2 separate regions of the Mus musculus genome follow, and region 2 is linked to region 1. A link is a contact called in ENCODE POLR2A ChIA-PET data. All regions are on one chromosome and are shown on one strand. The core of a region is the stretch at or near the end of the contact, and the rest is flanking DNA. Distances in the headings are between cores, read along the strand shown. Region 1 holds the start of Sdc1 (syndecan 1). Region 2 holds the start of Ttc32 (tetratricopeptide repeat domain 32).

The links. ChIA-PET counts read pairs that join two places held with the same protein, here RNA polymerase II (POLR2A).
Region 2: POLR2A ChIA-PET joins it to region 1 with 18 read pairs in embryonic stem cell. The contact joins the promoter of Ttc32 here to the promoter of Sdc1 in region 1. POLR2A ChIA-PET finds 5 or more read pairs at or near these places in 2 of 5 experiments (Patski and embryonic stem cell).

What each region holds. Positions count from the first base shown.
Region 1 is chr12:8,769,800-8,772,828 of GRCm38, reverse strand. It overlaps Sdc1 (syndecan 1), which reads right to left and starts at 1,433. Exons shown (of 5, transcript NM_011519.2): 1 at 1,128-1,433. The coding sequence starts at 1,193. Gm4755 (a long non-coding RNA gene) reads left to right here and starts at 1,558. Exons shown (of 3, transcript XR_381238.4): 1 at 1,558-1,864; 2 at 2,201-3,029.
Region 2 is chr12:9,028,230-9,031,397 of GRCm38, reverse strand. It overlaps Ttc32 (tetratricopeptide repeat domain 32), which reads right to left and starts at 1,401. Exons shown (of 3, transcript NM_029321.2): 1 at 1,202-1,401. The coding sequence starts at 1,341. It overlaps Wdr35 (WD repeat domain 35), which reads right to left. Exons shown (of 27, transcript NM_001159527.1): 27 at 2,551-3,168.

The sequences.
Region 1 (3,029 bases), core at 184-2,683:
TTCCCAGGGAAGGGTTACAGGGGCCGAGAACAAAGCGCCCCCGTTGGGGAAGGCGGGCTAGCGGACGGCGGCTGGGGCGGGAGAGCACTTTCTGGGGTACCCTCGACCAAGCTCTTTGTCGGCCAAGCCGCTGATTAGAGAGACCGACCCCCACCAAAGGTGGATGGCTGCATCCTACCCAGAAGCTTTCCCCCACCAGTCGCCAGCTCCACGTTCGTCCCTCTTTCCCCGCGGCCCTACTGGGCGGGCCAAGGGACCCGCCTTCCCTACGCGCGGCTTCAGCACAAAGCCGAGTCGGGGGAGGGGAAGAGCCGTACCGGGGTCCACTCGCGGGGAGGGTCCCCCGCGCGGGCCATGCGGAGGAGGCCCTCCGGGGGCAGCACAACTTCAGCGACCCCAAAGTTGGGTTCTTAGGGTCTTCAGCGTTCTGAAGCCAACTTCCCGGAACCTCCCGCTGCCAGCTCGGCCCGGCTCACCTGGGGCAGCCAGAGAAAAACCGAAGGTCCCTGAGCCACCCTCTTGTGTCCCACAAACAGCCTTAATCCCGTCCCTCCCGCCACCCCGAACGTCAGCTTCCCCCTGTTCCCGCGCCGGCTCTGCTGTGCCCAAACTTGCCCCGGTGCAAAGGGCCGAGCGCCCGGACTCCGCGGCGCTGGGGGTGCAGCCTGCAGTCTGGTTTGAATTAGGGTCTATGGAAAAGGCGTTGTGGCCATGGCCACTGCATCCCTCCGGGACACTGGCGGAGGCCAGGCCGCTGAGATGGCCAGCAAGACAGCAACGGGAGAGAGCAACTCCAAGCGGCGCCTAAGGCCGGCGGAGCGCCTAAGGCCGGCGGACTCAGACCCATGTGGAGTCGTTTTACTTAATTGGGAGCGGGGAACCAATGGAGGTTCCACTCTGCAGGACGCCCGGACCACGAGCTGGGATAGCCTCCTGGCATCCACGGACCGTAGAGGAATTGGGACAGGAGTCCTCATTAAAGGGCTCACCATCCCAGGATCCGCCAGGCAGCGCGGGAAGAAGTCCCCGCTCCCCTCCCCCTCCACGTGCTGCCGCCTGCATGGCATCGGCGAGTGGCGAGTCCCGGCTTCCCGCCGCCTCCCAGCCCTGCCCCGGGCCACACTCACCGGGAGGGCAGGCTGCAGGCGCAGCGCCAGCGCGCAGAGCCAGAGCCAGAGCGCCGCGCGTCTCATGCTGCCCAGACCGGCGGCGGGAGCTCGGTGGGCTTCGTGGATCCGAGTTGCCGGTTGCACGGAGCTCCGGGCCGGCTCTGCTGATTGCTCTGCGCTTTGCTGTCCCAGGCTCCTGCCCAGCTCGCTGCTCTCTCGAGCGAGGGCTGTAGGTTTCGCCGGCTGGAGTCAGCTCCCGACTGCCAGGTCCCTTCCTCTGCGTTAGGCTCTGTCTCCTCTGGCCCGCACCTCTCCCGCGGAGCTCCGCCTTATAATAAACCCAAAGGCTCTGCAGTTGCAAAACTAGCCGCCCACCCCCAGCTCCGCGGGCCTGGGTAGTCCCAATCTCCACCCCTCGGGCCCCGCCCCCTGGGTTGCCCCGCCCCTTGGAGCGCCCCACCCCCCAGGGATCCAGCCACACCCCCTTCCACGCCTCCTAGGATCGAAGCCCACCCCACTCTTCAGCTCTTGCAGGTCTGAGTCCCACCTTCCTCCCCTGAGCACTGGTGAGTGCCGGCAATCTGTAATTCCCGCGTCGCACCTTCCTTGATGCGTAGCTGACGGAGACCCAGGTGCACTCGCTACTATGTCCTGGTCCGGAGTCCGGAGGCACTGCCCTGGAGAAGGGCGATTGTTAGTTCTCTACGTGCGAGGCTGCAGCGCCCTCTGGGCGAGGACACCCAGGGGTCCTCCAGGTGAGCAAGATTTTGGGGGCAACCTCGGAGCCCCACAGCGATGAGGCTATATATAAACCGAGGGATCGATGTATGGTTCCCACCTCCCCACGGGCTGAGGATAGGGGACCCCTGAGGTCTTGGTCCTTTACTTAATTGCTGGGAACTCCAGACCTTTAAAGACCTTTAAAGACATGAGCACTGTCTGGAAGAGCTGGCTTTGTTATTGTTTTTATTATTATTATTATTATTATTATTATTATTATTTTCTTTTTTGCTGTCTTTCTATTTATAGAAAGCCCCTTCTCTTCCTTGTCCAAGACCAAAGGAAAAAATAAATGGCCTCTTTGTTTCCAGGTGACCGCAGGCCTAACCAGCTGCGGAGCTCCAGTTGAATTCCTGTTCCTTCATGATTCTCTATGGGGCCTGGACCTCACAGTTTCCAACGTCCTTCAGACGTGTCAGTCCAAAAAGGAGCCCAGAGAGCCTACAGGCGAGGCAGATAGCAGCGAGAGCAAGGAGGAAGAACCAGCCCTGTCTTGCCCTCAATCTGTAGATGGTGCCAAAGGCCCTTTGCACCTGCAAGGCAGGGGCCATAGATGGCATCCATCCTTGTTCCTCAGCCCCACATCAGCTGGCCTGGACTGAGAAGCTAGATCTGAGGCTCAGCGTCTCGGGAAGTCCCCAGTGTAGACTCTACACTGTGGAACCAGCCTTCTGGGAATTCAACAGCCTCCTTTACACACACCACACCTCCAGCAGTAGCCCAACAACCAGCACCCAGTTGTGTTTGAACACTTTTGTCCTCAGGAAACTCTCCCTTTTGGCGTCTCAGCTGCCCTAGGTCTAACTATGGGCTACATACAGATCCTGCCCAGTTCTTGCCTAGATCCTTGAGGGTCTTGGTAAAGAATACCCAATAGCAAGGCTCAGGAAGGCTTAGGACCTAAAAAGCAGGTGCCTCCTAACACAGTGGCTTTGGGATCTGAAGTCAGCTCTTCAGTCCTTTGAGCCTGATATTTGGAGGAAAATAGGACACTTTGGTATTTTACCTTCCTGTCCTCTCAAAATGGGGGCGGGAGGGGGGGGGGGAGACGGGAACAGGAAGGGACTGATGAGGCTGTTTCATGTTTTAAACATGACCAGCTTGATCTTTCCTTCCAACTGCATAAGTTTAGCCCAGATC
Region 2 (3,168 bases), core at 152-2,651, 260 kb before region 1:
TGGAATTGTGAACCTGCAGAGTTGGATCGATTCTCCCGGTTTAACGACCAATTCACAACCAATACAGAGACATTGGGACAAACAATACGGAGGGGCTAAGAGTAAGACTCCCTGATAAGCAGATGTATCAAGAGAGGAGCTGAGACTAGATAATAAATATAGTGAACTGCCAACCTGACCTGCTTCTTCCTGACCCGGCTGACCGGAAACAAAAACCCGGCAGCCTAAAAAGGCTTTTCTACTTTTTTTTCACCAATAGAGCCCCCCACCCCACCCCACCCCCGCTGATGGCTCTGCTATGCTACTACTACACAAGTTCAAAGCTGGATCGGACATGCTTAGGGCTCTGTGCTCAAACTGACCAACCCTCAGTTCCTTAAACCCTCAAAGGAGTGGATCTGCGGGTTCCTGAAATCCTCTTCCGCTTTGCCGAGGGTTTTATCTGTTTGCCCACTCAAGTTTTCTCACCCCTAGGAAACCTTTCCTCATTAGCGGATTCTCTCATAAGCTGTACTTAGTCGTGGCACCCTCCTCCTCCTCCACCACCTCCTCCTCCTCCGCTGCTACCTGCCTGGCTTGAGAGTTTTACTGCCTTTTAATTCCTTAACTGGCAGAAAACAGAATGCAACCAAGACCCCTAAATGTCAAAATTTTTATAATTATCAGATTTTGGCTCGACATACAACCCCGTTTTCTAAAGACTCAAAGCGTAGTGGGAATAGAGGGGTCAGAGTGCACATCTTGATAAGCTGCTCGAACTCAAATATCAAAGTAACAAAGAACTGTACTGGGCAATAAACGTTTCATCGCTGGCTTGATATTCTACAGAAAGGACTCTTGTGATGTTCTAGCGGTGTCACATTAACAACCCTTAACTTCAGGAGTGTGCTGTGACGTCGTGGTAAACACTAACGGGACAGCTGGGTGCAGCGACTGTGCTTAGCTTAAGCGGGTGCTGAACCGGAACCTTCGCGTCCGGAACACAAAGGCGTCGCTGTGGTTCCGAGGACGACCACCTTCCCTGCCCAGAACAGCGGCTTCCTGCCGCCTGGGCCTCTGCGGAGACCAAGGCGTCCCCTCCCCGAAGGACAGGGCTCGGAGGGGATCTTTTCTGGGGAAACCAAGCGGCAGCCCAGGACTCCGCGGTCCGCGCGTGGCTCGGGGACCACCCACGCGCCCAGCCCGCTCTCGCGATAGTTACCTCCCGTGACGCGCGCACTGGCCAATGAAGGCGGAGTACAGCTCCCGGGCCTCGGCAAACTCGCCCCTGGAGAAGCGAGCCTGCGCCGTGGCCAGGGCGGCCGAGCTCTCTCCGCCCTCTCGGCCTGGCCGCAAGGCCATGACCGCCTCACCCGGGTGGAAGCGGAACCACAGCTACCGCTCACGGGACTTCGTTGGCTAAAGGAAAAGGACGTTTGTCCTGTTTGAAGACCCGTAGTATCGCGAGACAACTGGTAGCGCCTGACGCCGTTCGCGGGAAATTAAGAGAATTTAAATCTTTGTGACATGTGTATACATAATTAGATTAGATTAGATTAGATTAGATTAGATTAGATTAGATTAGATTAGATTAGATTAGATTAGATTAGATTAGATTAGATTAGATTAGATTAGATTAGATGGATGATAGATAGACAGACAGACAGTGCCCATGGCCGGGCGGTGGTGGTGCGCATATATCCAGGCAGAATGCTGTATACATAGTAAATAAAGAAGTCTTTAAAAAATTTTTTTTTAGAAAATAATTATAGAAGCAGACAGTAGAGGGCAACATAATATTGCTGTTTTCATTTTAGATACCCAAAATAAGCGTCTAGAGCTATGGCAACAGAGTTAATATTCTGTTACTTTGAAACAAATTTGTCCATGTTTCTGAGTGTGAACTTTCTGTAGTCTCTATGGTAACAATTCTCTGCCACTTCAGTCACTGTATATTTTCCTAAAAAGACTTAGCTTTTTCTCCCATGTGATATATATTCTGTGTATGTCTCTGTGTGTGTCCGAGGATGTGTCTGTGGATGTGAAGACAATGCAAATGCCACATTTCCCTACATTATAGTGGAAGGAAACATGGGATAAACGTCCTTTTTTCCCTTCAGAATTTGTTTTCATGTTTATTTCAAATAATGTCTCAGAAAAACTTTTGATCTGAGCTCTGAGAATAAAGAAAAGTGATTTGTTTTGTTTTTTCGAGACACGGTTTCTCTGTGTAGCCCTGGCTGTCCTGGAACCCACTCTGTAGACTAGGCTGGCCTCGAACTCAGAAATCTCCCTGCCTCTGCCTCCCAAGTGCTGGGATTAAAAGCATGTGCCACCACTGCCCGGTCAGAAAAGTGATCTTAAAGTACATTTCAGCAAAATATAATGAGCTGTGTATGGCAGATGAGAGAGGTCGGCAGTGCCTGTGCAGGTACACTGCTTACCAGAATGCTGGGACCGGCCACATTAGTGCATGCTGTGGCTGCTGGGGTCACATTTAGGCCACTAGAGTACTCTGAACCATGGCATAGCTCGGGATAAGCTTGATGATAACTACAGCATTACTCAAAATCAGTTAATTCATGTTTATTACAAAGAAAAGAGACCAAATGCTTCCTCTTGAATGAGGCTTGTAGTCTTTAAAACTTCAAATAATAAAAAGTCTTAAAATGCCATTTCCTCATTTATGAACATACAGAAATTTAACCTTAAGTAGAAACAGAGCTCATGTCCTAAGCCGCTGCTGAGCCTCCCTGAACCCAGGTCATGTCTGTTCTCTGCTTCAAGGCAGCCCCTCCTACCCTCTGCCATCCCCAGCTACCTCCCAAGGGGTCTCTAACCAACTGGTAACCTTGGCAAGAGAGAACTAGTTCTGTGGTAATTTGCCACAAACTATAAGTTATATAAATGGTAAATGAACAGACAGGAACTACAAAAAAATTAGTTCACACCTGTAAATCTTATGTGAAAAGAATCAAACTGTCTCTTGGTTGCACTGTGATGTATGGATTATCTTTTTTTTCCAGTACTGACAGTGGACCCAGGACCTGCGCAGGCTTGGAACGCATGCTACCACTGAGCACATGCCAGCCCTCCCTTTACTTTTATTTTCTTTTGTAATATATATTTTATACAAAAATACAACTAGCAGATGATGAGGTGATTTTCCTATGAATCCTTAGGAAATCA